Regions from separate parts of the Homo sapiens genome. Here region 2 is linked to region 1. Evidence: read pairs that join two places in POLR2A ChIA-PET (ENCODE). Cell type or tissue: PC-3. All regions are shown on one strand. Each heading gives the region's core, and the rest is flanking DNA. Links, peaks and the distances in the headings are about the cores only.

The links. ChIA-PET counts read pairs that join two places held together with the same protein. Peaks named below come from ENCODE experiments on the same cell type or tissue, not always from the same donor. Only the 100,000 strongest peaks of a DNase experiment are listed, where the experiment ranks them.
Region 2: POLR2A ChIA-PET joins it to region 1 with 5 read pairs; 1 of 35 experiments calls an interaction of 5 or more read pairs at or near these places.

What each region holds. Positions count from the first base shown.
Region 1 is chrX:17,397,292-17,413,703 of GRCh38, forward strand. The region is part of intron 1 of NHS (NHS actin remodeling regulator); the gene reads left to right. Among named protein-coding and RNA genes, the nearest start is that of MIR4768, 20 kb to the right of the region's middle. RefSeq lists an enhancer at 12,337-12,878. In PC-3, for the core only: no CTCF peak of the experiment used is centred there; a DNase peak (open chromatin) is centred at 8,170; H3K27ac peaks cover 2,503 bases.
Region 2 is chrX:17,468,001-17,484,412 of GRCh38, forward strand. All of the region lies in intron 1 of NHS (NHS actin remodeling regulator), which reads left to right. Among named protein-coding and RNA genes, the nearest start is that of MIR4768, 50 kb to the left of the region's middle. In PC-3, for the core only: no CTCF peak of the experiment used is centred there; a DNase peak (open chromatin) is centred at 7,061; H3K27ac peaks cover 1,679 bases.

The DNA of each region.
Region 1 (16,412 bases), core at 5,232-10,231:
CAAATTCCACAGAAATGATGCAACATCACTGGGGTAAAGTGATGTGTATTGGTGCTTGGTGATCTTCTGAGTTTGAAGGTGTAATATTATGTTTTATTTTCTTGTTCTTTGGGCACCATGAGCTAACTGCCCATGAGGGAGGGTGATCTGCTGGGTTGTGGTTGGGGAGAGGCTGGCTGGCATTTTCAGGGAAAGAGTATGGAGAGAGATGCTTCCTGCCTTTGAAAGGAATTAATGATAGGAGATAACCGGGGTTGCTTTTCACGATGTAGTAATTTAGTTACTTTTCTTTCAGACTTTATGCTGAGAGTAACTTGGCGTTGCTAAAAATGTAATTTGGAGCCCTGGCCTTCTGCTCATGGAGAAGGCTAAGTTCATCCTACCTTTGAAACATTGTGAATAACATATCAAAGTTATTCATGTGCTCATTGATTTATTCATTGATTATGCAATAACTATCCATTCATGTGGTTGTTTGCTCATCCATTCATCCATCCATCTATCTATCCATCCATCCACCCATTTTTCCAGGTATCCATTTACATGGTATTTCTTGGCTAGATGCTGTGTGTTGAGGGATGTGGTAATCACTGGGGTGGGAGAAGGGACTCCATAAGGAAGAAGCTGTCTGTGTAGTTGAGTTGTTCACTGTCTGGTGAAGCAGATAGGCAAGTAAACAAATAATTGCCACAAAGAGTGGGCAGTGATACAAAAGGGACCAACCTGTCTTGATTCATGTGAAACTACTTCTCCTCTTCAGGCCTACAATCATGGAATGTTAACCTGAGAGAGGCCTTAGAGAAACTGAAGAAGATAATGTTTTCCAGACTTTATCTCAAGATCCCTGAGGTGCCATTCCAGGGTGTGAAGGTGGGAGTAGGAGAGAGGAATGAGAGGAAAGCTGAACAGAAGTTCTGGAGCTTTCTCCAGAACCAGAACAGATTCCTTTTCATCTATTTCATATATTGAGGTTGCTTGTAACCTATCATTTGAGGAAAAGGGTTGGCTGTTTAATAATAATTGCAAAGCACTTGACCAGTCCCCCATCTTTCCTTGTTTCTCTTGTTTAAAGATCGAGACTCAAAAATGTAAAGTGATTGGCTCAAAGTTGTAAAATCAGCATGTGAACAATCCAGGAATAAGACTTGGTCTTCTAACTTCATGTGGACATTGCCTCTGTATCAGTTAGCTTTTGCTGTGTAACAAATAACCCTAAAAATCAGTGGCTTTAAACAACCACTGTTTACTTAGCCCATAATTCTATGAGTTGGCAATTTGGGCTGGACTCAGCTGGGTAGCTCTTCTAGTTTCAGCTGGGCTTGTTCTTGTCTGTGATGAGTTACTGGTTGGCTGGCAAGTCACCTGAGAACTGACTGGTCTAAAGTGGTCTTACCTCTCAGGGTTGGCTGGGTGTTGGCCAGAGTAATTGGGTTACTGAGTTGATAGTCTCTCTTCTTTAGCAGAATTTCAACAGAGCAGGGAAGCATGCACAGCCTCTTGAGGCCCAGGCTTAGGGCTGGTCAAAGCAAATCACGAGACCAGTTAACACTTAGGGAGTGAAGAAATAGACTCTACTTCTTGACTGGAGAATTTCAAGGTTTTTGGACACAAGGAGAGGAGAATTGTTGCCTTTTTTGCTATCTACCACAAGAATACTAAGTTATTGCTATATCTTTTCTTCTTAATTTGGACATTGGAAAAATACATGTTTGAAACGCTATCTAATTCCAAAGCCATTTTTACAAGGATCTGAAAGCATGGCTCTTTCTATAGACCATGGGGATTCCTGCCTACTTGAGTTTTCTCTTTTTTCTTTTCTTTTTTTTTTCAGACAAGGTCTTGCTCTGTTGCCCAGGCCGGAGTGCAGTGGTACTATCTCAGCTTACTGCGACCTCCACCTCCCGGGTTCAAGTGATTCTCCTGCCTCAGCCTCCTGAGTAGCTGGGATTACAGGTGCACACCACCACGGCTGGCTAATTTTTGTATTTTTAGTAGAGACAGGGTTTCACCATGTTGGCCAGGCTAGTCTAGAACTCCTGACCTCAAGTGATCCACCCGCCGTGGCCTCCCAAAGTGCTGGAATTACAGGCGTGAGCCACCATGCCCGACCCCTACTTGAGTTTTCAAATTGTTTATATTTGAGACAGGTGATAGTTACTGCTTGTGGTAAGGGACACTGTACCCTAAGAACATTCCTGCTTTACTCCCAGTCACAGTCTTTCCATCAACAACTCTTCCTATGGAAAGGAACCTTCAGCTCTTGATTCTGTTAGGTGTCTCTGAGGGATAAATTTATCCTCATCATTTCCACAAACATTTATTGTTGAGTGACTCTTACGTATCATGCACCTCTCTAGATATTGAAGATACAAATAAGTCTAAGATAGACCCCTAACTTCAGGTAACTCACAGTCTGGCAGGGAAGGAAGAAAGATACGGATTGTTACAGTGAAATAAGATGGGGAAGATGGCTGGAAATTGAATTTTTTCAGTGGTCATTGTTTTCTTTGTAATAAGAAGGTGTGGTTGTATGATCACCCAAATGGATGTAGGAATGGCATTTGACAAAATTCAGATCTTTTCATGACAAAAACACTTAACAAACTAGGAGTAGAAGGGAATTTCCTCAATCTGATGAAGTACATCTATGAAAGACTTACAGCTGACATCATACTTAACAGTGAAAGATTGAATGCTTTCCCCCTAAGATTGGAAACAAGACAGGCTGTCCATTCTTGCCAATTATATTTAATATTATGCTGCAGATTCTAGCCAGAGCAATTGGAAGAAAAAGAAATAAAGGCATCCAATTGGAAAAGCAGAAGTAAAAGCATCTTTACTCACAGATGACATAATCTTGTATGTAGAAAATTCTAAGGAATCCACAAAAATTATTAGAACTAATAAATGAGTTTAGGAAGCTTTTAGGATACAAGATCAATACACAAAATTCAACTGTATTCTATACACTAGCAATGAACAATCAGAAAAAGAAATTAAGAAAACAATTCTAAGGCCAGGTGTGGTGGCTCATGCCTGTAATCCCAGCACTCTGGGAGGCTGAAGTGGGTGGATTACGAGGTCAGGATTTCGAGACCAGCCTGGCCAAGATGATGAAACCTCGTCTCTACTAAAAATACAAAAATTAGCTGGGTGCAGTGGCAGACGCCTGTAATCCCAGCTACTTGGGAAGCTGAGGCAGGAGAATCACTTGAACCCGGGAAGCAGAGGTTGCAGTGAGCCCAGATTGTGCCACTGCACTGTAGCTTGGGTGACAGAGCAAGACTCCATGTCAAAAAGAAAAAAAAAAAGAGAGAGAATGAGAAGAAAACAATTCTATTTACAATAGCATCAAAAATAATAAGATATTTAGGAATTAATTTAACAAAAAAAGTGCAAGACTCATGCACTGAAAAACATCAAAGTTCATTGAAGGAACATAAAGAAGATTAAATAAATAGAAAGACATCTTGCGTTCGCGGATCAGAAGATTCAACGTTTGCGAGATGGCTATACTCCCTAAATCAATATACAGATTCAATGCAATCCATATCAAAATCCCAGCTGACTTTTTTGCAGTAATTGACAAAGTGATCCTAAAATTAATGTGGAAAGGGAAGGAACCCAAAATAGCCAAAAAACAGTCTTGAAAAAGAAGGACAAAGTGGGAGAACTCACACTTCCCAGTTTTGAAACTTATTACAAAACTACAGTAATCAAGACAGTGTGGAGCTGGTGTAAGGATGCAGATATAGATCAATGGAACAGAGTCAAAACTCCAGAAATAAGTTTTTACATTTATGATCAGTTGATTATCGATAAGGGTGCCAAGACAATTCAATGGGGGGAAACAATAGTCTTTTCAACAAATGGTGCTGGGACAGCTGAATATCCACATGCAAAAGAATGAGGTTGGGCCCCCTCCTTATATCATCACAACATTTAACTCAAAAGCAGTCATAGCTTTAAACTTAAGAGTTAAAACTATAAAGCTCTTATAAGCAAAGTAAGTCTTTATGACCTTGGATAGGGCAATTAATTCTTAGATATGAATCTTACAGTACAAGTGACAAAAGAAAAAATAAATAGGACTTCATAGAAATAAAGAACTTTGTCCTTCAAAGGATGCCATAAACAAAGTGAAAAGTCAACCCACAAAATGGGAGAAAGTATTTGCAGGTCATTTACCTGAAAAGGCACTTTGTATTAGTTTCCTAGGGCTGCTGTGACTACTTACCACAAACTGGGGTGGCATAAGACAACAGAAGTTAATTTTCTCATTTCAGGAGGCTGGAAGTCCAAAATCATGGTGTTAACAAGGCCATGCTCTCTCTGAAGGTTTTATGAAAGAATCCTTCCTTGCCTGTCTCTTGTCTTCTGGTGGTTGCCAGAAATTCTTGGTGTTCCTTGGCTTTCAGACATATGATTACATTCTGTCTCCATCTTTGCATGGTGCTGTCTTCTCAGTGTGTCTTTACATGGCCTTATTATAAGGATAACAGTCATTGGAGCTAGGGCTCACCCTAATCCAGTGTGTCCTTATCTTAAATTGATTACATCTGCAAAGACCCTATTACCAAGTGAGGTCATATTCACAAGTACTGGGGATTGGACTTTAACATATCATTTCAAGGTGCACAATTCAACCCATAACAGGCTTGTATCCAGAATACATAAAGAAAGTATATAACTCAACAATAAAAAGACAACCTAATTTTTTAAGTGGGCAAAAGATTTGAATAGATATTACTCCAAAGAAGACATAAAAATGGCCATAAGCACATGAAAAGATGCTCAACATCACTAGTCACCAAGGCAATGCAAATCAAAACCACAACGAGATACCACATCATCATACCCATTGGGAAGGATAAAATAAAAAAGGCAGACAATAGTAAGTGTTGGTGAGAATCTGAAGAAATTGGAACCGTTATACATTGCTGGGGAACAGTTTGGCAGTTCCTCAAGATGTTAAATGTAGAGTTACCATATGACTCAACAAATTCACTCCTAAATATATATACAAGAGATCTGAAAACATATTCTCACACAAAAACATGTACATTGCTGATCATAGCAGCACTATTCATAGTAGGCAAAATGTTGAAATAGTACAGATGTCCATCAACCAATGAATGGATAAAGAAAATGTGGGATATCCATGCAATAAAACATTGTCAATAAAAAGGTGACTAAAGGCAATAAAGATTATTGATACATGCTACAACATGGATGACCTTTGAAAACATGCTAAGTGAAAGAACACATTTGCATGATCTTAATGATATGAAATATCCAGAACAGATAAATTTATAGACAGAGAGTAGATTAGTGGTTGTCTAGGGCTGGGAAGAAGGGAATGGGAAGTGACTGCTAATGAGTATGGAGTTTCTTTTAGGGGTGATGAAAATATTCTAAAATTAGATAGTGATAATGGTTGTGCAACTCCGTGAATATACCAAAAACCATCAAATTACACATTTTAAAGAGTGAATTTCATCTCAATAAAGCTGTTAAAAAATAAGATGATGTCCTTTACCAAGAGTAGAGGGTATTAGGGGGCTTGAGGAAAATGTTGAAGATTTGAAATTCCCATTCAAAAGAATAAGAGAGGGAGCTGTTTTAGTCATATTAGGCTAGCTACTGTAATAAACAGACTCCAACTTTCAGTGGCTGAACACAAGAAAACTTTATTTCTCTCATACAGTTGTCTGATCTTGGTCAGGTGACCATCCTCAATGGCTCTCCTCCAAATAGTGACTCAGGGACCCAGGTTCTTTCCATCTTTTGTCTCTGCTATCTTTTTGGTCCTTGGTCTTTTGGATCTTTAGGTCCTGGGCCTCCCCACCCATATGCTGGATGGGGAAAGAGAATGGAGGATTGAACCTGGGAGGGTTTTATGGAACAGGCCTGGAGGTAACTTTCTTTACTTCCACTCACATTCTTTTGGCCAGAACTCAGTCACATGGCCACACCTAACTGCAGGAGAGATTGGCACATACAGTCTACTTATGTGTCCAGGAGGAAAAGATAAACAGGTTTGCTGAACAGCTAGCCAGCTTCTGCTACAAGGGCTGACCAAGGACAAAGAACGATTGCAGGCTCCAAGCCCAGCTTGAGGTGGCATGTTTTCGTGGCTGAGAGCAGGGCTGGATCATTTTCTCCCACTGTTCTTGGTGGAACATTCATAGGTTGAAAGTACTACTATGGGGCACATTCCTGCTGGTAAATGTAGCCCAGTCTCCACCAGTAATATCTGGTGATGGAATAAACACTAGAGCAACCTTGAACACTTTGGCATCTCACCCACAGAATGAGAAATGTAGCCATGCTGTCCACACTGTCATTCAAAGGGGAGCAGGAGATGAATGTGGGAAATAAACTGCTATTTCTTTGCACTTGGACAAGGGTTGAATAAAAATAAGACTCTGTCCCCTTTTAAGGTTGTGCTTTAAATAGAAATCTGCCCCAGGCCCTTCTTGATCTTTTTTTTCCTGGCTCCCTCTCTCTTAGTGTCCTTCACTCCTGGCCACATCTGCTCCTTTGTGGCTGAGGGGCCTGAGTTCTCCTTGGGAACCAGATTGCCTGGTGGATCCCTCAGATTGAAGCCCCCTCCCCACTTACCTTTTCATAAGTTTCTAGTGCTACCCGGACAGGTGCAGCTATTTTAGTTATATTTCTATAGTGGTTGTGCCTGCCCTTCTAGACAGCTGCCACTTGTCTTTCTGACAGACTGTTTGCTTGTGTGTGGCTGCTAATGCTGTAGTAAAAATCACCTCGCTGTCCTGTCCTTGTTTTCAGAGGCACTTGTCTCTTGGTGTAATGCTGGATGTTTAATGGGCATTGTTTATAAGGAGTATAAGACGGAATAGTATAGCCTCTTGCTTTGTGTCGTAATTCCCTCTGGGCTTACTGAAAAGGATGCTGGGAGTTAGGCCAGGCTGGCAGGAAGAGGGATATAAATTAGAAAGGGAGGGAGCACCAGGGCCAGAGAGAAGTGATTCTGTTAAGAGTGGGCCCTCAGAAAAGGTGGCCAAAGGTCTAAATAACAATGACCAAAGTGTGCAGTAAGGAGGGTGGGATCCGGGTTGGTGTCAATGTCTAAGAGTCTGAAGCACTATATTGGTTTCTGGAAGAGATTTTCAACTGGTGAGTATGTTTGCCTTGCCTTATTCTCCCCTAATCCATTCTCTACACTCCTGCAGAGTGAAATCTTGCAAGGTACAATTCCTAGTTCACATTCTTCCATGGCTTCTTATAATAATATCTAAATGAACTGGTTTTCAAGACCATATGAGCCTGGTCCCAGCCTCTCTCCAGCCTAATCTCTCCTTCTGCCTCCCTAGATTCATTGCCATGGCCCCAGTTCTAAGATTCTTCTGTTTCCTTCTTATACGCCAAGCTCTCTAGCACCTCATACAGCTCCCTCTGGTCCCAACTTTGATACCACTTTTTTCCTGGTAGCTTTCCTGACTAACCCTCCCCATTGAGTTAGTTGCCCGTAACACTCTGTCTCTCTCTCTCTCTCTCTCTCTCTCTCCGTGGCAATTATCTCACTCTATTGCAATTACCTGCTCATTTTTGTGCTCTTCCACTAAACTGGAAACTTCATAGGATCAGGGACCATGACTTAGTCCACTTTGTACTCCCAATTCTATAGTCAGAATAGGCTAATTTCTGTAATAAAGAACCCCAAAAGTCTCAGTATCTGAAGACAACAGAAGTTTTATGTCTTACCCACATGGAATTCAATGTGGGTGTTCAGTAGATAACCTTCTACACTGTTATTCGGCAATTAGGCCCCTTTCATTTTGTAGTTTTCTTATCTCCTAGGGCTGTCCTCTCTTTCCAAGCCTGCATCTGACAGACAGATGGAAGAAGAGGGAATGGAGAATTGTATAGGAAGGTTTTTAATGGGCTCTGCCTGGAAGTTGGGTACTAAACCCCCACTCATATTCCATTGGCTGGAACTCAGCCATATGACTGCATATACCTGCAGGAGCTGCTGGAAAATGTCATCTAGCCATGAGCAGGCTTGGTGAGCAAGTAGTGGGTCTCTGCATGCCACCAGTTAGTGCCTGCCTGGAATGTGGTAGGAGCTGAGTGAATATTTGTTGAATGAGTGAACTTTGGATTCTAGGTTTCATCTTGATTCTTAGGTGATTCAGTTTAATCATCAGGAGGGACATGTGATGACTAATCACAGTGGATTTCAGGGCTCTGGGCACCTTGGAAGGGTTACGGATAATGATAGAGAGAAGAGTAGTGCTGCCTAAGAGTCCAGCTCCCAGTGAGGTGCTTTCCTTCAAATCCAACAGGGAAAGAGATTTTTAAAAATTAATCTTGAATTTTCATTTTTTGGAGAGGACAAAGGAGGAGGTAACAGAGAAGAGGAGTGAGGACTGCTTCCTGGATTTTGTAGACTGTGACAGTGTCAGCTTTTTCCACACGTGCCTCGTAGGTTGATGGAAGCAGTGTGTGACATGCTGGTGCATGCACCCAGCTGCCTGTCCCTCCCCTGCCTGAGAGAGAACAGGTGTGTAATAGCACACGTGACGTGTCCACTCTCTGTTTCACAGTTAGAGCATCCCTGAGGCCATGCTTCCTCAACTGAAACATCCACTCAGGCTTCACCCACAATCCAGTTCCCTATGGGTGGAAGAGAACTCATTCCCCAGGTGGGTAGGCAGAAGCAAGAGAACCACGTTGTGAGAGCTAGCATGGACCAACAATTTAGTTTGAAAATTTGCCTCCAAAGACAACTTCTGGATGAGCTGGGATATAATAACTTCTTATCGTGGGTGGCTCTTCAGAATTTTCTAAAGCACTTTCCCACACCTTATCTCATTTCATCCTTGTAACAACATGGTGAGGTAAGAAAGCCAAGAGTTATTATGTCAGTCTTACAGATGATAAAACCGAGGCTCAAAGTAGCTCAGACGACTTTCCCAAGACCACGTGGCTGCTTTTCCTCTCCTGCCATTTCCACCCCAAACCCCCTTGTCCACATTGGTAAAGTAGTTTCTAGAAGATGTCCTCTTAGTTTGCAGTCAGGGAGACTGGAAAATATGTCTCATGACTGACCTTATCCCTCAACACTGGCCATTTATTTTCCTGTCTAAACAAGCGGGTCTGCAAGAAGCTACCACAAAATCCTCCCCTATGTTTACATCTCTGTGAGCTGTGGATCCATGCCTTCCAGTGTCCCCTTCGATTGTTGGTGGAGAAAACCAAGACAGCTAAAATGTTTCCCAGGTTGCAGCACCACACATCTCAGCTAGTTACAGCAGTGTCTAGGTGGAGTTGTGCCATGGGACTCTTTTTCATTAAAACAAAACAAAACAAAACAAAACACCACGGAGCTAGGATGTTTTAATAAATGTCTGTGTGTGCGCTTGCTAGGACACACTACTGTTGCACTCTCAGGAATCATTAACGCTGTCTCCCAACCTTACTCAGACAGAAAGCTGACGTTACCTTGCCATCCTACCTAATTAAAGATGAAGGCTATAGTTTCCCCAGTCTATTATAGTCTAGTTTCTGTATTTTGCCATTGCAGAGGAAGAGGGAGAAGCTAAAGGTTGACTGTGATGTGGGAGGATGCAGCCAGGGGCAAAGAGGGTGAGGATGAGTTGCTTACCTCACAGAACCTAACACCAAATTTTTAGCATCAAAATCCTAACAGCAGAAAGAAAGTTTCCCTGTGGAAGAAGGACTGGGCCATGTCAATTCCCAAACCTTCCATCCTTCCTTCCTCCCAACGGCTCAGGTATACCTGAGAAACCTACATCTGCTGGCATCATCTCCCATGCATTGTTTTTGCAGAAGCAGAGCATGACCGACATCTAATAATATCTATGTTGGTATCTGTCTCAGCAAATCCTTTCTGTATTAAAAGATTAATGTAGTAAATCCAGAGTTACAGGGAGATTGTGGTGTTTCCTCTTCTGGTGTCAGAGTGTTGTTTTTTTAATACTATATTTTGTTTTCCTTTTTCACCCTCCCTTCTCATCCCTATAAACCATATTTTGAAGCCCTTCTCCAATTGCTTGATTTTCCTAATAGTAATAAAAAGCCTAGACAGTTTGGATGGCATCTGTACCACCTCTTTTAGGGATTATAACCCAATTTTTCTCCAACAGTGAACTTATGGGTCTTTTATGATCTGGCTTTAGGTCTCTTGAATGAGGCTGACATGAGGATGTAAGGCTTGAATCATAAGATTTTAGGAAAGGCTCTGAAAAGCAAGCTCTTTCTGAGGAGTGTTGATTTTTTTTGGGGGAAGATTATTTTGCCAGTGTTCAGGTAAGAATTCACATTTGCTTCTGTTACTAGTCATGATAGCTGAATGGTGTGCTTCATTCAGATACTGTGTAGTGATCACTTACTTTGAATTGCATATTAAGACATGTGACCATATAACCTTTTATTTGAACCAAGCAATTTACATGGTGGAGCTGAAGATTGGTTGTTACTGGTTCATTTTTAGTGAGCACTGACTGTTTCTAAGACTCTATCTTGGTCAGACTCTCTCTTGAGGTCTCCCAGGGTAAGTCAGCCAGACTGAGAGTGACCCAAGAAGATGGGGCAACATTCTGAAGAAAATAGAAAATAGTGCTGTCATGTGGTGAAGAGGCCAGGGAGCATTTGTTTCCCCATGCCCCTACCCACCCCGTTATTTATTGATTCTGCTCATAACGTAACAGTATATGTATTTTTGTTGTTGTTGTTGTTGTTGGAGACAGGGTCTCACTGTCACCCAGGCTGGAGTACAGTGATGTGATCTCCTCTCACTGCAACCTCCACCTCCTGGACTCAGTCCTCCTACCTCAGCCTCTCTAGTAGCTGGGAATACAGGCATGTGCCACCATACCTGGCTAATTTTTGTATTTTTTGTAGAGATGGGGTTTTGCCATGTTGCCCAGGCTGGACTTGAACTCCTGGGCTCAAGCGACTCTCCCACCTCGGCCTCCCAAAGTTCTGGGGTTACAGGCATGAGCCACTGTACCTGCCTGAACAGTATATGCACCTCTATAAAGAATGATCAGATGATCAATATTAATGTATTGCTTGATTCAACTCCCAGCGTGATGTTTAATAGCACATGGTGGGTGCTCAGTAGATGTTTGTGGTATTGAAGCAATGTGTTTATTCTATGTGTTTTCCACTAGATTATGAGTTCTTTGGAGTCAGGGCCCATGTGTCCTTTGTCTTTGTGTCCCCAGCCCCATCCCCAGTGCCCAGTACATAAGGAGTATTTGTTGAGCTCCCACAAAACAACATCCGTCTGTCAAGGATTGTTCAAATCCCTCCTTCCAACTTGTTCTCCCTTCTCCCTTAGGATAAGCTCTTTTCTTTTATTCTAGTGCCTCAGCCCTGAGAGAATTTTTTTTCCAAGTAATTACCAACTCATGTCATCGGATGCCCATTTGACTAGTCCCAGTATGTATTAGTCTACTAGGGCTGCCATAGAAAGTACCATAGATTAGACTATTTAAACAACAGAAATTAATTCCTCATGGTTCTGGAGGCTGAGAAGTCCAAGATCAAGGTGACTGCCAATTCAGTTTCTGGTGAGGGCCCTTTTCTTGTCTTGTAGATAACTGCGTTCTTGCTGTATCCTCACATGTTAGACAGAGAGAGGGAGAAACCGACGGAGAGAGGAGAGAGAGAGAGAGAGAGAGAGAGCAAGGGAGCATACAGGCTCCCTGGTGTCTCTTCTGATAAAGATGCTAATTCACCTGGATCAGAGCTCCACCCTCATGAACTTGTTTAACCTTAATCACTTCCTTAGAGCCCCCGTCTCCAAATACAGCCCCACTGGGGGTTAGGGCTTCAGCATATGAAATTTGGGTACAAACAATCAGTTCATAACACAAGGTACTTGTTGCCCACTGTAACATCTGCTGTTTCCCGAACAAGACAAAGGTGATGATAATTAAACATGGTACTAGACTATTCATGTTAAAAAGCATAGTACTGTGTGTGAAGCATCTTAAATGAGTCAGGCAGGAGCACTTAATGAAAATCTATGGTCAATTGAACATAGGTTTACTGTGCCCTTGTCTTTTCCTTCCATTATGTTTTTTTTTTTTTTTTAAATTACTATTCCATGGGGATTCTCCTAAGCTTGTCAATTACAGACAGGTGCTCTTGTTTTGGAGCCAGAGCAGCAGTTGTAAAAAGGTGAAACTGGAAGGTCAGGATAAGCTGGGTTATGCCATGACAATAAACATCTCCCAAATCTCAATGGCTCATATAACAAATGTTTCTTTCTCCCCTACGCTACATGTCTAAGGGGTGTCACCAGGGGTGCTCTGTTAGTTGTAATTGTTCTTGGATCTGGACTGATGGAGGCTTCATTCTGACACGTGTCACAAAGGAGAATATAGTAAATTGTATACTGGCTCCAAAGTTTTCACCTAGAAGTGCCACATACCACTTTTGCTCATCCTTCATTGGCTAAAGCAAGTCACATGGCCACATCCAACCTCAAAGAAGTAGGTGAAACAATCTTACTAAGAAGGAGGAGAGCTAAAGCTTTCCTTTGGCAAATGGCACTGATTAATACTATAATGGGGTAATAATGAGGCCTAGGTAAACAGGGTAGGACTTGAGCAAAACTTGTGGCACAAATGAGAAATTTTATGTACTTAATGCTTTTTTAGAAAAATGCTGCTTCCAAAACAGCTCTAACATCCAGGATTTCTTGCCTAGCCAGTATTTCTGTGCCTAGAGTGAGATTCAGAGAATGAAACCCTTTTTTACTGAGATCCTGAGAGTTGCCTTTCAAGTGTCCATAGAGTATAAATAACAATAGCCTCAAAGAAACAATTAAAGGCTCTCCGGGTGGCTTATCTCAGATCCACTGAGAAATGAAAACCCCCAAACATGCCAGAACACTAAAAAAATGGCTGTGTCTGAGGGTGGTCTCCTTGTCATGATAAAGCTTTCTCCTCATCCTTCTGAAAATGATACCACCCTCATGTTAGCAACAGTATCGCTGTCTGGAAAGGGGCTGGCTGAATCTGGTGGGATTACTTTGAGTTGCATAAACACAGATTGAATTAAGCATGGCGAGTTGATGATGGGGAGTGTAGAAAGAGTCAGGACCTTGCGTTGGGATAATAACTAGTTCATTATCTGCCCAGATAAAGGTCGTACAGGCTTTTAGCAACAGCATGGAAAGGAAACCAGATTGACCTTTCTGACGGCAACTCTCTGCTTTTTTTTTTTTTTTTTTTTTCCAGACCTTAGAACACCAGTGAGTAAAGAAATCCGTGTCCCTCCTGACACCTTTCCTTTCCCTTTCCTGGCGTTCCCAAAATGCAGGCCTTCATTTCCATTGGTTTTGAAATGGCTGCCTTTGTTTAAATTACTTATAATAGAACGTTCCTGGAAAACTCTCACATAAGCCCATGAGCAGATGTTAGTATCTTATATGCCTCCAATTTTATATGCTATATCACACCTCTTCCTTGCTCCAAAATTTTGCCTTTGCATCAAAAAAGGCAAAAATCCTATTATTTAGTCAAAGGAAACTTCTGCTTCTTGGGCTATATCTTCCAAATTTCTTTAAAAGAGCTCATTATGAATCATTTGGAAGGAGCCAGCACACCATATTGTCTTTGTGTGAAACTTAGAAAGCAGTGTGGTGTGGGTGGAGATACGTCCAACTATAAAGAGAAATTATAGTTACAAGTGGCTTTCAAGACATTAAGGATATTTTGGAGTCCTAAATTAAGCAATGGCAGGTTAATCTTTTCCCAAGAGGTGGTGATTTTGGCTAAGTATCATAAAAGGGTTATCCCAATGTTTTCAACGTGGTTTCAAGTGAATGATCATCTCTTATTCATTTTTCATAATCATTTTAATATGCCACATATGTTCCAAAATGGGTTGGCAAATTTATTTTCTTTCTGCTACCTTAGAAATCTTGTCAATAAAATGAAGCCTAGTAATATGGATTTCTTACGTAGCTATAATTTTTCTTTGTGAGGGAGTTAAGATGTGTACTTCAGTAAGAGGAATGGGCTGTGTTGAATGCCAGATCATAATGAGGCCTCCTGGCGCCAATAAATTACACTTGCTCTAGGTTGACTAGCCATGGAATGAGGTCATGTATCCTTGATCCAGATCATGAATGTGACAGCCTGCATCTACATACAGTATAACCCAATCCTTGCTACCGTACTATATTTCATCACAGTCTGTGTCACCTTCAGGGCGTGGGTTTGACAGAAGATGACAGTAGTGATGCATATTATGCTCAATCCTTAGCCTCAAACAGCAAAAGGCCTTACATTTAGATTTTTTTTAAAAAAAGAAGACAATTTTATATCACCTACAGATAATTAACAGGCTCTGTGTGAAAAATGAAATTAGAAATATTGAACTTAGAAATAGAGGAAAAAATGAAATATTCCTTGAAATATATCCAGGTAGTGTAGAATAACCCATGACCATATTCTGTAAGATTTTCCTTTTCCTGGCTCCCTACCCTATGTTTATATTCACCCCAAATGCACTTTTAATCACAGCTTTTTCTCCATGAGCAAGTAATTTTTTTTGAAATAAGATAATCTGTTTTGTAAGGGGTAAGTGATTGTTTTATCCAGGAAAGATGTATTTCACAATGGTATTAGAATTATGTGTAGTTTCATACTTTTGGTAACAGGAGATTTTTAGATGAATGTTCAGCCACCCCTGATTATTTATATAGCTCCCTGAAGTTTGCAGTGACATAGAATGAAGTGATAAAGAATGATGGTAAATGTCATTATGGTGTTAAGTGTATCTTTTCATATGAAATAGTGAGAAAAGCCTTGTGCATATATGAAGCTCTTGAACTATGGATGAGTAACATTAGTGTGGCTCCATTTCAATGATATTTATATACTTAAATAATGTATTCTTTTATAATATATATTATATATTAAGATAATATATATGTATTCTATCATCATATCAAGAACATAGCTCAAAAATGTTTTCAAAGAAATTGAGATTGAAAACAAGCGTTGCTGGGTGCAGTGGCTCATGCCTGTAATCCCAGCACTTTGGGAGGTCGAGGCCGGCAGATCAGTTGAACCCAGGAGTTCAAGACCAGCCTGGGCAACATGGCAAAACCCCGTCTCTACTAAAAATAAGAAAAAATCAGCTGGGTGTGGTGGCATGCACCTGTAGTCCCAGCTACTCAGGAGGCTGGGGTGGGAGAATCACCTGAGCCCAGGAAGTCAAGGCTGCAGTGAGCTGTGATCACGTCACTGCACTCCAGCCTGGTCAATGGGAGTGAGACCCTGTCTTAAGAAGAAAGAGAGAGAGAGAGAGAAAACAAAGGCAGCAATTATGCTAAGTCTCAAAAGTTCCTTTTAACTGAATGCTTAGTGTGTCCTGATATTTAACATCACTTTCCAATAATCTGAAAAAAAGTCTAGTGCTTGTTGACTCAAACTTGAACAATGTTTGCATGCTGACTGATGTGTGAGTCAGAAGGTATCCATTATCTTAATCAAAGATTCACAATTTTTTTTCTGTAAAGATCCAGAGGGTAAATATCTTGAGCATTGCAGATCATGAAGTCTCTGTCATAGCTCTTTGTCACTGAGTGCGAAAGCAGCCATAGACAATACGTAAATGAGTGAGCATGGCTGTGTTCCAATGAAAGTTTATAAAAAACAGGTGGTGGGTCAATTTGGCTTGTGGGCTGAAGTTTGTCAGCCTCCGATCTTAACTATGAAGCTTTTAAACTTAGCCTAATTGAAAAACGATTTCCATATGGCACCTAGTAGAATATGTGACTACCTGTGTATTTAGCGCTTGTGTGTGTGTGCGTGCACACACGCACACACATACACACAAGAATGAAGGTTTACATGCCTTTTTGAGATCAGTCTGGAAAAACTCCTGTACATGTAATTTTGTCTTACAGTCAATAAATATGTTCCATTTTCTAAATAAATAGTCCGATTCTCTGTGGGATTGTGGCTACCTTATCCAATTAAAGTTTATGTAGCGTTGTCATTGTTATCATTTCTCCTCTCAAGTTCATTGCATCATGATCATATGGGTTGCTTAATTATTACTCTTTAGTGGTGATGATGCTATTCACATGGACTTTTTTAATGTGGGCTGTGCAAGTTGCTTTTGTTATGAGTCATTCTCTCTTGATGTCATTAGCTGTTTTAAACTAGGCATTAATTGAAATGAAACCACAAGCTTGGTTAGATTGATTAATCGTTTCAGAACCTATTCAAAATACTTTTCTTTCTTCCCAGAAAAAGAAACTATAGTCATTTGCCCAGAAATGGGAGAGAATCATGCTTTTCCAAAGGCGAAGACTGTTTGTTTTGAAAAGTGGATTTATTGGGATGATAAATCTGGCTTGTACTATCTGCTCACCTGTTTGTCCT
Region 2 (16,412 bases), core at 5,037-10,036, 71 kb after region 1:
CTGTCCCCCACTGCCACCCCAGGGATTTGGGAATGGGCTGTCTCTGCTTATATTAAGAACATGTAAAAAATAGACTCATTGATCTATCATAACAGAGAAAGGAAACAAAGCCATGGGATTTCTAGACATGACATGTAATTCTTATACTCTTCTCACCTTCCATACCCTCTGCTGGTTTTTCCCATCATGCTATTTGCCAGTGTTAAAAAAAAATGAGGAATGAGCTCACCATGTCATCTAAAATAAAAAAAGAAAAGTTCCTTGCCATCGATCACAGTTTGTAAAGTACTTTAAAATCTTTCTCTTGGAGCTTGAGATGTGAGCCTTTGGCAGCTTCAGTCATATATGAGGGGCCTGAAAGAAGGTGTCTCGCAGTGTGGAAGTTGCTGTTTCCATTCACTCTCAGCTCATCATTTAAAGATATTGGGAGAGAGCTTTTTTTTTTTTTCTTACTGAGAACACCAAAACCGATGATCACCACAGGAAGACTTAGTTACTATCACAGCTCAGCCTCACCAAAAATTCTTTTTCATTTTTTTAAATGTTTATTTATTTACTTACTTACTTACTGAGACAGGGTCTTGCTCTGTCACCCAGGCTGGAGTGCAGTGACATGATCATGGCTCACTGCAGCCTCGACCTTCTGGGCTCAAAGTCTCCTCCCACCTCAGCCTCCCAAATAGCTGGGACTACAGGCACATGTCACCATGCCCAGCTAATTTAAAAAAATTTTTTGTAGAGACAGGGTCCCGGTATGTTGCCCAAGCTGGCCTCAAACTTCTGGACTCAAGCAATCCTCTTGCTTTGGCCTCCCAAAGTGCTGGGATTACAGGTGTGAACCACCTCGCCTGGCCTTAATACATTTTTTAAATTGAAGCATAACATACACATAGAAAACTGTACCAAAATTAACAGTATAGCTTGGTGAGTTTTACCAACGAATATTATAAGCACCCCAGAAGCCCTTCCTGTCTCTGTCCACCTGCCCTGCCCCCAGGATAGCCACTCTTATGACTTCTAACCCCATAGATTAATTTTCTTGTTTTGAACTTTATATAAATGGAATCATACAGTATGTGCCCTTTTATACCTGGTCTCTTTTGTTCCACATTATGTTTGTGAGAGTCAACCATGTCATGGTGTATAGTAGTGGTTCATTCATCCATATTCCATTCCATGGTGTGAATAGACCACAATGTATTGATCCAGTCTGCTCTCTATGGGCATTTGGATATTTTCCAGTTTGGGGCTATTACTAGCAGTGCTTCTGTGAACATTCTTGGGTGTGACTTTTGGAAAACATGCGTTTGTATTTCTGTTGGGTATATATCCAAGGGAGGAAATTCTGGATCATTCAAGAGGGACTATTCATAAATCTCGTTTTGCTTTTTTCCTCCATCTTCTCTAAGAGAGGGTAGTTATAGGATTTCAGGACTGGAGGAGGCCCCACAGAACATGTATCTGGCTGGTGTTTTTCTGATTCTGCCTCAATATCCTCTAAGGAGTTCAGGCATCTTCAGTGAGGGGAGAGGCGAGCTTGTGTGGGGCTCTGGGGCTCTGCTTCAACCAGAGCAATGCCCCCTTCATCTGATTCATAGACAGTGGTGAAATTACAAAGAACATATTGTTTCAAGAATGAGTTCTATAAGTTTGTTTGAGTCTCACTGTGTCACCCAGGCTGCAGTGCAGTAGTGCCATGGCGTGATCTCGACTCTCTGCAGCCTCCGCCTCTTGGGTTCAAGTGATTCTCGTGCCTCAGCCTGCCAAGTAGCTGGGATTACAGGCATGCACCACCACGCCTGGCCAATTTTTGTATTTTTAGTAGAGAGACAGGGTTTTGCCATGTTGGCTAGGCTGGTCTCAAACTCCTTACCTCAGGTGATTGGCCCGCCTTGGCTTCCCAAAGTGCTGGGATTATAGGCCACCATGCCCAGCCATTTTTGCTTGTTTGTTTGTTTTTTGTTTTTTGTTTTTAAGAGTTTGAAAAGAGATGATTTGGGTTTATTGTTTTCACTTGAGAAAGGGGCAAGCAGGCCTACACAGCAGACTGGGGTGGATTGATGTACGTGGGGGGTGCTGGCATTTTATGGGTGCTCTTTTACTCAACCCTGCAAATCAACTCTATGAGAGAGGCGTGTTCTTATCCCTATTTACAGCTGGGGAAACTGAGGGGGTGAAGCAGCTAAGTGACATTCCTAAGGCCACCCATCTAAACGAGGCAGAGCTGAATCCAGGTGGTATGACTCCAGGGCTTCCCCCTGCTCCCTTAATTATCCAAACCAGAGTACTCTACTCCCACGCACTGCCCGTTTCACAATCTCCCTCACAGACTGTCAAGGGCCTACATGAGCCATTATGGTGACAGTGGTTTACTCTTTGGGTTTTTGTTTCTCTGGTATGTAAAGCTATTGCCCAAGAAGCCAAGGCATAATATAGAGACAGGCCCACATGAAACTGACTCCCCCACTTAAGTTCATTTCAAAGCAGAATGTAATCCTTCGTGCTTACCCTTTCACATGCCCGATGTTATACGATTGTTGCTGGAACCCTGCGAGATAAGCATGGTAAGTACTACTGGCCCTTATTTTGCCAATCTCTCTGCCCAGGTCTCTTTACCTGCTCGCTGCACTCCAGCTACCACTGGCTTCCTAAATATGCCACAGGTCCTTTGCACTTATTGTTTCCTCTGGCTGGAATTCTCTTTTCTCAAATATTCTCATGGCTTGCTTTCTCGGTTCCTTCAAGGCTCTGCTCAAAATCATCTAATAAAGTAGACCTTTTCTTACCTCCCTATCTAAAATGACATCTCCATCATGTTCCACTGCCTGATCTACTTTACTTTTCTTCAAGGCAAGTCTGCTTCCTGACTTGTGATATATTTACTTTGTTTCGTAGCAATTGACAGACAAGGTAGGCTTCAGGTGGGATGGCAGTGGGGGGGTGTTGATCATTGTGTATCTCTGGCACATCAATAAATATTTAATGAATGAGTGAATGAAAGAAACTGGTGTTAAAATTTAGATACTTTATACCCAAGGAGGGTAGCTGGAACTTATGTTTAATGGGATAAGCTTGTAGGTGCTGTATCTCCTTACATTTCTAATATTTGTTTTGCTTTCTCTCTTTTTTCTTGATTATTCTTGCCAAAGGTTTATCTTTTCATTGAACGTTTCAAAGAACCAGCTTTTGGTTTGGTTGAGCCTTTTATTCCATGCCTTTCTTCTTGTTCAGCTCTATATTTATTTACTTTGGTTTGTATATGTCTGTTATATCTCTGCACATTAAAGATTGTTTGAGTGCAGAGACCATAGCCAACCACAGCTATGATGAGGCTTGCTGACTAGGTTAGACCTTTGAGCCACCATGTCTGGGGGTCTGTGGTTTAAATCTCTCCTTTGCCAAGCTTTCCCATTTTTGCATGAGCCACCGGGGTGGAAAAGAGCAACATTTAGATTTTTAAAAAATAACAAATTATCCAATTATCATTTCAGCTAAGCTATTTTAAAACATTTCAATTGGTATGGACTGGTTTCTAACCTATGAATATGATTGCTGTTATAGTATCATTTGTTAATTCCTTTATAACAAATGTCTTCTATAGCTTGCAGTATTACTTATATTATTTTACTGCTGTAATTGAAACCATAGGGAGATGAAGGTTATGCTAGAATGAAAAAGTTCAAACCACATTTTGGGACTCTTTTTTCCAGATCTAAGTGAAATCCGTGTTAGAATAACAAGACAGAAAATCTGTCTCTATAATTAGGGAATTACTGGAGTCAGAATCAAACCGTAGGAAGGTGCATAGCTAAGGAATGCTTCTAAGACAGTAGAAAATAAAGCCTTATGTGAACAAGGAGAATCTCTGTGCATGGACCTTCAGGGATGGGGATATGTGCTTGCAGGGCCAGGGAGGGAATTGATGGGAGCTCCATATCTAGTTAAAGCACTTAACCTCTGGGGTGAAATCTTAGTCCAGAGAACACTGAATGGTTTCACAGCAAAATGTCATCTGATGAACCCTGCTGTATAAAGTAGCAGAGAAGTGGTCGTAAATTTGTTCGGGGATTCTTGTGTCTCATTCTGACTTTGGTTTGCAATATGATAGGTTTGATTTTCCTAGGAAGTCTCCTGATGCCATGCCCACTTGTGTTAAGATCAAGGCACTTAGTTGTATGTGAAATGTGATCAGGGAATGCACCAAGGATTCGGCATCTTGGGGGCATTATCTCTGATCCTAAGGTAGATCAGAGAAAGTCAAAGGGAAGGAGAAATGATGAGGGAGGGCAAGATAGGTAGATAGATACTGAAAGAGAGAGAGAGAGAGACAGAGAGAGACAGAGACAGAGAGAGACAGAGACAAGAGACATAGCTGGGCTGTTTAGGATTATGAAAAAGCATATCTGTAGTGCCCTGTTAAAGATGAAAATTTTACCCCAACCCCATTCTTCAGGCTCCCACCATTAGATCCACAGTGAGAGAATGTGAGAGAGACAGAGAGATCTGATTCCCAATATTCCTTTTGGCTTGAAGCTTCTTTGATTCTAAATGCAGGGAAGGACATTCTCTGCAAGGCAGAGCAACTTTCAACGTACCTTGAGAGTTCAAAGGTCAGTGTTTATCTCTAAGTGCTGTTCAACTGTGAGCACAGGAAATGTTCCCTGCAAATCCTGTGTCCAGGGGAATTTGGGTCCAGCATCCAGACCACCATAGACTCAGGTTAGGGTGCTTTTTAGAGTTGGATGGGAATCAGTCTGGATTTTTTGGACCCAAAGGACACTGACCTGGTGGAGTGATGTAGCCACCATGTGCAGAACAGTTTTCATGGGTGAGTCTCTCAATGTGTGATATCAAAGGCGTGTTTCTTTTAGCAAAGGGAATTCAAGTTCCAAACAGCAACTGTAACAGAAGGAAAAGGTTGTATTCTACTTTTTCAAAGGTGTCAAAGGAATAGAGACCATGGATTAAGTACAAATTTGGGTAAGGAAGATTCAAATTTTCCAATGATTTGCAGACAGTGAAAAGTTTGAACATAAACACACATGATTTATTTACCACAGAATATCAAGACTGTCGAGCCAAGTCAGGAAGCAAGCGTGTGCCAATAAAATCTTGACAGATACCAGAAGAAAAATGAGAACCCAACTTAGTAAGTGGTGGGAAAGAATAAGTGGTGGTAGATGGAATTCTTTTTAAAGAGCCCATATAGAAATGAGTGAGTGTAGTGTTCTTGAACAGTGGCCCATTTATACTGGAAGCTATTTCTTTGACATATATGAACCAGCCAGATCACTGAGAGGGAGGATGCTTCTTCCCACAAGAAGAGTAATCTGATTGTTTTTCCTCAAATAAATAACCAATTTATTATCCACCCAGATATGCAATTGTTAAAGACACTAAGGTTGTGCTGTTCAATATGGCAGCCTCTAGCTGCAGAGCTGTAAGCACTTGAAATGTAGTTAGTGCGATTGAGGAGCTGAATCTTGAATTTCATTTAATTTTAATGAGTTTAAATTTTAAAATGGGTGTTTGATTCAGTTATTGGAAAAGTTTTTGTTCTTTGCAACAATTCTGGTATGTGAATCTACTTTTTCAACCATTTCATGAAATCTAAATATAGATCAAGTAATTCTGATGAAAATTTACCATCCAAATTGAGCTGTGCTTTAACTGTAAAAACACATGGGATTTCAAAGACTTAATATAAAAGAAGAGAATGTAAAATATCTCGTTAGTAATTTTTTTACATTGATCACATGTTGAAATGATAATATTTTAGACATAATGGATTAAATAAAACACATTATTAAACTTAATTTCACCTCCTTTAAAAATTTTTTTATGTGGTTATTACATATGTGGCCTGCATTCTTGCATTATATTTCACATGAACAATGCTTTATATTTATTTATTTATTTATTTATTTTTAACTTTTATTTTAGGTTCGGGGGTACACGTGAAGGTTTGTTATATAGGTAGACTTGTGTCATAGGGGTTTGCGGTACAGATTATTTCATCACCCAGGTATTAAGACTACTACCCAATAGTTATTGTTTCTGCTCCTCTCCCTCCTCCCACCTTCCACCCTCAAGTAGGCCTCAGTGCCTGTTGTTCCCTTCTTTGTATGAACAAGGTTTTACGTGCCACATTTGGTGGATAAGGCTAGCTTTGCCACTGAAGATTGAAATGAACTGGGAAATGAGAAAAATGGTGAATCCTTTACTCTTGTATGAACTGAAAGTTTTCCCTGCTCTTCCCTTCTGTTCCTGAGCCTAACCACTAGTGATTTATTTAATATAAGTCTTTATATCCTGAGAGAGCTAGGTATTAATGAACTTTGTCATGTGCTATTTAAGTCTTAAGCTCAATGAAGAATTTAGTTTGTAAGTGATTTTAGGACAACGTGCTTCCTTCTTACACATCCGTCTTAGGTTGGGTGCCTAGGACAGACTCTGAGATGGAGACCCGTGCACAGGAAAGCTACTGGGGAGTGCCAGTGGAATCAACACCTGCAAGGAGTGAGGGAAGCAGGGCTGGGCATAGGGAAGAGCTGAACCACCATGCAGTACAACAAAGACCTCAGCTGTGGAAGCAAGCTGGTCCTTTGGAGTTGTCCCAAATTGAGGCAAGGGGGCCTGGCCTTTGTATTTTCCAAATGACCAGTCTTTGGATGCAAGTTTCCTCTAGGTAGGGGGCAGGAGCTTGGGTGAGGCAGCTCCTTTCTGCAGAAGGCAATTCCCAGAGCAGGAAAAAGCTGTGAGCCCTCAGAAGCCAATAATCCCAGCAGTTGGGAGATGGGGTACCTCAATCCAGAATGAGAGGTCTTGGAGGCACCCCACAGCATCCACTATGACATCTCAATCTTGTTCTAATCATAAGCCCCCAGCCAGACCCAGACAGGCAAAGCCTTTCAAATGGCATCATCCTAGACCTGGGGAACTGAAAAAACTCCCTGTGCCTGAGAATGAGGAGTAGGGTATGTGTCTTCTTGCATTCCTCTCCTTCCTGCCCTGGAATGAGCCATAATTTCTACAACACAGAAGTAATAAGGGATTGGGGGAAGGGAGGGAAAAATAGAGACAGAGAATAGAAGGATGAATCAATATGACTCAACCACTTATAAATCCCCCAGTGGCATAGATAGGCAAAGAGCCATTTTACTTTCCTCTAACTTCTGAATTGGGCTGTAGCCACAACCCAGCAGCTATTCGGAAGTGTGGAGAAGGATGAGAAGGAAGCCTGGTCCCAGAGCAGACACGCTGCCCAGATCAATTTAGAAAGAAGTCAAGACTGTCAGCTTGGGCTAGTATTTCACTGACTTCTAGCCACACGGAGAACGAATGTCGCTCAGATAATAAGCCAAGAAAGAGAGCAGGCCTCGGCCTCCAGTTCTTTCAGATAATGACCTGCGGTTGCTGCAGAGGAAATAAGAGCTTGGTAGCCATTCAGGCCCTGAGAGCTTGACCCCAATTCTTCTCTGTGTGTCTGTCTGGCCATCCATCTGGTTGTTCTGTTTCCCGTTTTCTAGTTTGTCCTTTAGGACAAATTTGCATCTTAGTATGGCTTCTTCCCAAGCATCTCCCCTGCCTGTTTGCAAACACTGATTCATCAAAGATGCCCAACAGCCTGTGATCATTGGGCAGGGACATTTTCCCATAAGCCTTTCCTGCTTCTCCTGCCAGTTATCTTTAATTTAATAGCTGTGCATGTCACATATGTACATACTCACAGAGGGATGCACACATTCTTTAACTCACACACACCTCTAAAAGCACATTAGTGCAAACTGGGTTAAAGCTGCTTCCAGCTACCTCACTTCCCTTCCTGCCCCTCGCCTCGTCCTTTTCCTATCTCCAGCCACCTTGCTCTTTGCCTCTCATTTCACGCTGCCTCTGAGAGAGAAATCTCATTATTTCTGATTTAGGGGCTCCTGTGCCCTCCCCTGCTACATGTCATGCCCGCTGCCAGCTTGTTGCAACATCACAAGAGAATTCAGAGCTCTGATTTATCCGCCAGAGGAATGCCTCTAGGGAGGATGGGGGTGGGTGAGACTGGAGACCAAGAAAGGGTGTAAAAGTGGGGAGGGATTGGCAGAGAAAGCCTGAGTTTTTAGAGCCTTGGTAGCTTCAGGATGCTTGGATTAGCTGGGTTAGACCACACTGTGAATATAGCACATTTTATCAGAAGCCTAAAGAAGAAGCAGTGCAGCTTTTGTTTATTTGATTTTGGAGATGGGCTGAGGACATGTAATTGGGGCTTGGGCAGAGCTATTGAGGGATGCTGTAATGGGCTTTTTAATCCCTCCCTCCCCTTTTCCTCCTGGAAAGTAGTAAATGGTGAGGACAGTCATGTAACTTATAATTTAACATTCTTCATAAATCCATCTTTGCCCCATTCATTAGCCTAAGAGCAGGAATTAGATGTCTTGTGTTGAGCTTAACACGTGGGCACATAGTGGGATTCAGAAAATGTTTGCTCCATATGTAATGCAGGAATTAGCCAGGTCTCCCTACTGTCTTGGATTTGGTTCCCCCAGACACAGATCCTGGCATAATGATTCAAGTGAAGGTAATTTATTTTGTGTGTGGGTGTGTGTGTGGGGGTAACACTACCTGTAGGTAGTGAGAATATGATACAGGGAAGGAGGGCAACAAGTAAAGGACATTATCAAGCTGAATCCTACAGAAGGATTATCCCACCCAAGGGGCAAGGGAGCTGGAGTATTTATACACCAACCTCCCAATAATCATTGCTTGGAGGCTGCTCCTGGAGGCATTCATTAGTTCTTGGCATTTCTAGCCCACCTCGTGCATGGGCAGAGTGACCTTCTACAGTCCTGGTTCAGGAAAATTAGCCCGTAGGCTCAGAGATGCAGGCACTAGCAGTTGGAAATCTCCTGGTGCTTACCTGAAAGGTCTGAGGGATATGTGCAGGGGCACTGACAGTGTCTGCTATGGTAGCCAAGTTTCATGCATCCATTTATCCACTCAACAAATATTTATTCAACCACTCCTATGTTCCTGGCACTGTTGTAAGTGTTGAGGATACAACAATAAACAAAACACATACAGATCTCTGTTTTCAGAGAACTTGCAGTCTAGTGGAGGTGACCAACATAAGATAAATATGTTATACTCTCCTTAGGTGGTGACACTGTAATGAAAAGAAAAATAAAGGTGGGGAATAAGGATTGCTGAGGGTGCCATATTAAATCAAGCAATCAAGGAAAGCCTCACGGAGAAGTGGATATGTGAGTGAAAACCTGGAAGGAACGAGTCATGTGGATATCTGAAGAAGAGAGTTCCAAGCAAAGGAAATAGTAAGTGCAAAGGCCCTGAGGCTGGGGTGTGTGCCTGTCATATTTGAGGAATAGCAAGGAGCCCGGTGTGGTCAGAGCTGCATGGGTAAGGCATGAGCTGTGGGAGAAGAGCTCGGAGAAATCCCAAGGTGAGGGCAACAGTGCAAGACATGCAGGATCTTTTGGGTGATTGCAAGGCCTTTGCCTTTTACTCTGAATGAGATGGGGAGTCACTGGGGGGCTTTTAGCAAAGAAGGGACACATTGTGGCTTATGTTACTGTGTTGGGAACATACTGAGGCAGGGCAGGGGTGGATGGAAGCAGGGAGATCTTGTGCAAAGCACATCTTCTAGGACCGTCTATTTTACTCCATAATAAATGAATTAAAGATGAGAGTGGGAACAGGTCTCTTGAGCCCTACATGTGGAACTGGCATGATACAATTTTTGCTTCATTTTGTTGGCTAAAACAAATTATAAAGTGAGACTAATTTCAAGGGATGGAGAAATAGACTCACCTAGTGATAGGAGGGGTTGTAAAGTCCCTTCGCAAAGGGGTGTGGATAGAGGAAGGCAAATTATTGTGGTCATTTTTTGCAAACAATCTACCATGGCAAATGACCTCAAATTGAACTTTGAATATCCCTGTTCTTAAAATATCCTGGGGCTACCTCACCTCATGTTATGGAGTAAAATGGAAGGTCCAAGAAGATATGCCACGTTCACTTTAGATCCTGCCCACCACAGATGTCAGTGGGTATTCATGTGCCAGGCAGAGGTGAGGAACTAATTGTGAACCTACTTCCACTTAACTGCTTTGCTCCTTTTAACCTTAATACCATGTCCTTTGGCCAGCTTCTTCTTTCCCTTCTCATCCTTGCTTCTTCCAGTTCTCCTTGAGAACAAACACCCACTCCCTTGTGTCATGAAGAAGACTTTGCCAGATCTTTAGTAATCTTGTTCCTGAACACTTTGCACCAAGTTTCAAAGTTCACATCAAGTAGTGACCAAGGGATTTTCCCAACCAAAATCAGACCTCCATCTCTAACGTGCTCAAGATGAATTCTGTGCCAGTTGTTAATATAATCCATTTTCGATGTGCTTTATAAATGAATGGGCTTGACCTTGAAACTGACACCAAGATTCTGTGGGTTGGGTGGAGAATGGTATTATAGATGTGGTGTTGATAGAGTTCTCGTTCTATGCTCTTTTACTAGTGTAGTTTATGGCTATTGCTTCTTGAAGCCAAGGTCTGTGCCTGTTTCTTTGATTCCCCTCCCAATACCTAGGACTTTGTAGACTCTCAAGTAATGTGACCTTGAAATTTAAGGTGAGTTTCTACAACAGTCTATCTAATATTTTAGACCTTCCCCTCTTCTCAAGCTAGGAGGGAAGGATCTCAAAGAATTCCCATAGATTAACTAGATTTTTGTATATCTAGACCAGTGCTGTCCAATAGGATTTTCTGTGATGCTGGAAATGTTCTGCATCTGCACTGTCTAATATGGTAGCCACTAGCCACTTAGGGGTATTGAGCACTTGAAATGTGGGTAATGTAACTGAGGAACTGAATTTTAAATTTTCTTTAATTTTAGTTTAATTTTATTTGAATTTTTTTAATTATACTTTAAGTTCTGGGATATATGTGCCGAAGGTGCGGGTTTGTTACATAGGTATACACATGCCATGGTGGTTTGCTGCACCCACCAACCCATCATCTACATTAGGTATTTCTCCTAATGCTATCCCTCCCCTAGCCCCTCACTCCCCAACAGGCCCTGGTGTGTGATGTTCCCCTCCCTGTATCCATGTATTCTCATTGTTCAACTCCCACTTATGAGTGAGAACATGTGGTATTTGGTTTTCTGTTCCTGTGTTAGTTTGCTGAGATAGATGGTTTCCAGCTTCATCCATGTTTCTGCAAAGGACATGAATTCATCCTTTTTATGGCTACATAGTATTCCATGGTGTATATGTGCCACATTTTCTTTATCCAGTGTATCATTGATGGGCATTTGAGTTGGTTCCAAGTCTTTGCTATTGTGAATAGTGCTGCAATAAATATACGTGTGCATGTGTCTTTATAGTAGAGTGATTTATAATCCTTTGGGCATATAACCAGTAATGGTGTTGCTGGGTCAAATGGTATTTCTGGTTCTAGATCCTTGAGGAATCACCACAATGTCTTCCACAATGGTTGAACTAATTTACCAACAGTGTAAAAGCATTCCAATTTCTCCACATCCTCTCCAGCATCTATTGTTTCCTGACTTTTTAATGATTGCCATTCTAACTGGCATGAGATGGTATCTCATTGTGGTTTTGATGTGCATTTTTCTAATGACCAGTGATGATGAGCTTTTTTTCATATGTTTGTTGGGCACATAAATGTCTTCTTTTGAGAAGTGTCTGTTCATATCCTTCGCCTACTTTTTGATGGGGTTGTTTTTTTCTTGTAAATTTGTTTAAGTCCATTGTAGGTTCTGGATGTTAGCCCTTTGTCAGATAGATAGATTGCAAAAATGTTCTCCCATTCTGGAGGTTGCCTTTTCAGTCTGATGATAGTTTCTTTTGCTGTGCAGAAGCTCTTTAGTTTAATTAGATGCCATTTGTCAATTTTGGCTTTTGTTGCCATTGCTTTCCATGTTTTAGTCATGAAGTCTTTGCCCATGCCTATGTCCTGAATGGTATTGCCTAGGTTTTCTTCTAGGGTTTGGACTCTCATTTGCAATTGCTACAAAGAGAATAAAATACCTAGGAATACAACTTACAAGGGATGCGAAGGACCTCTTCAAGGAGAACTACAAACCACTGCTCAAGGAAATAAGAGAGGACACAAACAAATGGAAAAACATTCCATGCTCATGGATAGGAAGAATCAATATCATGCAAATGGCCATACTGCCCAAAATAATTTATAGATTCAATGCTATCCCCATCAAGCTACCATTGACTTTCTTCACAGAATTAGAAAAAACTATTTTAAATTTCATATGGAACCAAAAAAAAGAGCCTGTATAGCCAAGACAGTCCTAAGCAGAAAGAACAAAGCTGGAGGCATTATTTTACCTGACTTCAAACTATACTACAAGGCTACAGTAACCAAAACAGCATGCTACTGGTACCAAAACAGATATATAGGCCAATGGAACAGAACAGAGGCCTCAGAAATAACGCCACATATCTACAACCGTCTGATCTTTGACAAACCTGACAAAAACCAGCAATGGGGAAAGGATTCCCTATTTAATAAATGGTGTTGGGGAAACTGGCTAGCCATATGCAGAAAACTGAAACTGGACCCTTTCCTTACACCTTATACAAAAATTAACTCAAGGTGGATTAAAGACTGGAATGTAAGCCCTAAAACCATGACGTTTTAATTAATTTAAATTTAAACTTAAATACCATATTAGCCTGTGCATCTCTAGATAGTGCTTCTCAAACTTTTCTATTGAAGTGCTCTTGATGGTAGAAAAAAGATAATGCATACCCTGATGGTATGGGGGCTTCAATTTTTCAAGTACAAAATTACTTTGAAGTTAGTTTAAAAAATGCACGGCGATTTTGCATTTCTCTTTATAATATATATACTCTAACATGGAGCCAAGTGTATGGTCTAGAAACATGTGCCCATGACTTCCTTAGTACACGGCTTCCATGTAGTCTTGAGGGGTCATGATGGCCAGTTAGACATAGATGAATGCATTGCAAGTAAGTTGGCTTAAAGTTTAAACTTTACATTCTTCCTATTTTTAGTGCAGCCTGAGAATAAAAACATCTCATCAAACACCCATTCAGTGTTATGAACGACCTTCTTGCTGGTATGGGTTATAACCGTCTTACTGCAGTGCAAACCTCCTATTTGATTTAAAAGAAAATTCTCTCCCAGAAATCTCTTCAAGTGCATTTAATGAATAAGGCGGTGTCCGTAACTTTCTGTGACATTTACTTTAATAAGCCATGGGAGTGATTTAGTGATCAGTGGGCACTGACATTTGAGGAGGGAAAGATAAACTTTGCTGCTTCTGACATGACTTTTTTTCTTCTCCTCTTGACTCTGGTCTTGCAGCCATGGAAACTTTGTTTCCTGAGAGAGATGCTGTGTTCTCTGGCTTTTGGAAGTAATCTATTTTTTTTCCTTTAACAGGCAGCCACAAATTAATTTCTCTTTTGTGTATTTGATGTTGCAAGTGTTTCTACTGAGTAGAGTATGTTTTCCACAGTATTTGAACTTTCTGTCTTGTTTTGTCTTGTGTGTGTGTGTACATGTTTTTCCTCAACATGGAATTTGTTCTATCATGTTTGAAAGAAAAAACATGGAACAAAAAGGATTTTAAAGGGAAGATTTAAAAAAATCACTACACAAATACATATATAACTACAATTATAACCCTGACTATATATATCTGTACAACCACCATACAGACCAAGATATATAAGAACATTGTCCTCACTCCTCAGGAGGTTCTTCTGTGTCCCCATTCAGTCCATACACCCTGCCCAGAGGCAACTATTCTGACTCGTGTCACCATAGATTAATTTTTTCTTGTTCTTAAACTTCATGTAAATAGAATCATATAGAATACAGTTTTCACTTACTCTTAGCCAAAAGGTCAAGAAGCAATCAAAATGCACTTTTGATATTATGTCTATGACATTCATCCATGCTGTGTGTATCAGTACTTCATTTTTAAATGTAGGCTTTGGAGCTTCACTAAATTGGGTTCAGATCCTGCTTCTGTTACCTACCACCTGTGTGACCTTGGGCAAGTAGCTTTACTTCAGTTTTCTCATTTCTAAAATGGGGATACTAATAATATTTAGCTCAAAGGTTTGTGGAGAAAAACAAAAGGACTGCTTCATCACATGTTCCTAAGTGCTTTGAGTAGGCCAGGGGAGCTCCTGCAGTGGAATTTCTGCTGCCAACTTTTGGGTGCCCACTCATTCCCAGTGGGAAGGATAAGAGACATCTCAGGGCTTTTTTAGGGAGCTCTTGAAATGTCTCAGCAACATGACAAAGTATTAACTGCCCAAGCAGCAGTTTATCCACAGTCCCTCTCTATAAGGTGAGCTCCATTTCCTCTGCAATGCTTCAGCCTAACCAGCAAAATTGTTTACTTCCTAAACATTTTTCCAACCTCCAAAACAGCTCACAGGTGCAGACACTCTGGCCTCGAGGAATCTTCTAGTGCTGAAGGTGCCATGTCTAGGTTTTCTGAATCATAGATCATGGCAGAATATTCGTGATTGGTACTTGTTGAGGACATCCACTTGCCATGTTTCCAGGACTCCAGACATAACTGTGGCCAGTTCCTGTAGGAGTCAAAGCATGAAAGTAACTCAGGAAACACCCAGTCAGTGGGGATGGAGTTGGGAATTGCATCCGGTGCTGTCATGGATTGGAGAGCCTTGTCTGGGGCCAGGTAAGCCATAGTTAGGATTTCTGGTGGGTAAGAGAGAACACCAGGCAGTAAGCACCATCCTCCTATTCAGCGGATTTCTCTTTTAAATTTTTTTAAAGTTTTATTTTATTTTTAATTGACAAATAATACTTGTATGTACAACTCATAGAATTAGAGAGTAGAATGGTATTTACTAGAGGCTATGGGGAGGGGATGGGGAATGGAGACATTTTGATCAGTGGCTTTCTTGATGTTCTGACACCTCGTGGGGACACGGAGCTGAGACTTTTCCAGGGGGCATCTGCTCCACTGCTATCACCCAAGTAAGTCTGTTAATGCCCCAGAAGCTGTGAGAATAATAATAACGATAATAATAAAGTAGCTACCATTTTTAGTATCACTCCAGGGATTCTTGTTGTTTGTTTGAAATATGGCAATCTAGTGAAACCTATGGATCCCTTCTCAGAATAATGTTTCTTAATGCGTAAAGTATAATACATAGGATTGCAAAGGAAGCCAAGTATATTGAAATACAGTTATCAAAGTATTTAAAAAATTCCAATATTATAATAGATATATGCTCCTTTATTACTACATTAAATAACAAGAGTTAGTGGTGAGTCTAACACACATTATAATTTGAAGTAGTGGTGGTGTAAATAATATTTCAGTACAGCAACTTTAATGTGATATGAAAATATCTGTAATTCCTATTGGTAAGAAACTCACAAGTACTGCTAATACCACCGTGGTTTGTTACTTTCACTTATAATTGAAGGAAATATTAAATTTCAGTTACAAATGAATGAAAAATATCTGTTTGTGGCTCTCTTGACCAGTTTAGGAACTCCTGTTTGTGTCAGGCATTGTGCTATTCTCTGAACGTACATTATTCCTAGCCTTACAGTCCAGCAATGTCGGAGTTCTTATTCCCATTTTACAGATAAGTGCACTGAGGTTTGGAGTCAGACTAACTCAGCCATGGTCACATAGCAGTGGAGCTTGCTGTCCAGGCCAGGGCTTTGTGATGGCAGAGCTCAGGTTTTCCCTCCCACACCTTGCATGCCTTGAACTCCTGAGCCACATTTCCCCCTGAGAGACATTGGCATAAGAGATGCCCAGGGACTTTTAAAGGAACGTAGTAAAGGCACTCTTTCCTAGACTTTCCATATTTCTCCAAAGAGAAAGCAAGCTCCTTTCTTCTTCTGAAAGCCTGTCCTGTGGAAGTATCAAGCAGCTTTTCTCTTGGATCTCCAGGGCCACATTTTGGGAATTCCCTTGAGTCTCCCAGCCAATGTTAGGTGGTCCTATTCCATTGGTGTGCCAGAGCTGACATGTAAAGGCTTGCAAGAGCCAATTGTGTACATCTCTTCTCACATTGGTAGCTTGAAATCAACCATGGTAGAACTATTTACATCATGGAATTCCTAAACACTACTAATGAAAGCGTTTTTATTTTAAAAGCCAGTTGTTTAACATTTACTCTTGAACATGCTTCTTTGTCCCTCATGTGTTCCCAGTCCTCACTCCTCCAAAGGAAAGGGTTTGAGCAACCAACCACCACACAGTTGGAAGAACTAGCTTGCCTTGGTAACATAAAGTCTTGGCTTACTTGCTTGCTGTCTTCCTCCTTCCTGGGTACTGAAGCTGTTTTAAAATGTAGGTTTTATTATTATTCAGGTACAGTGAGGCCAACAGATCAGGAGATG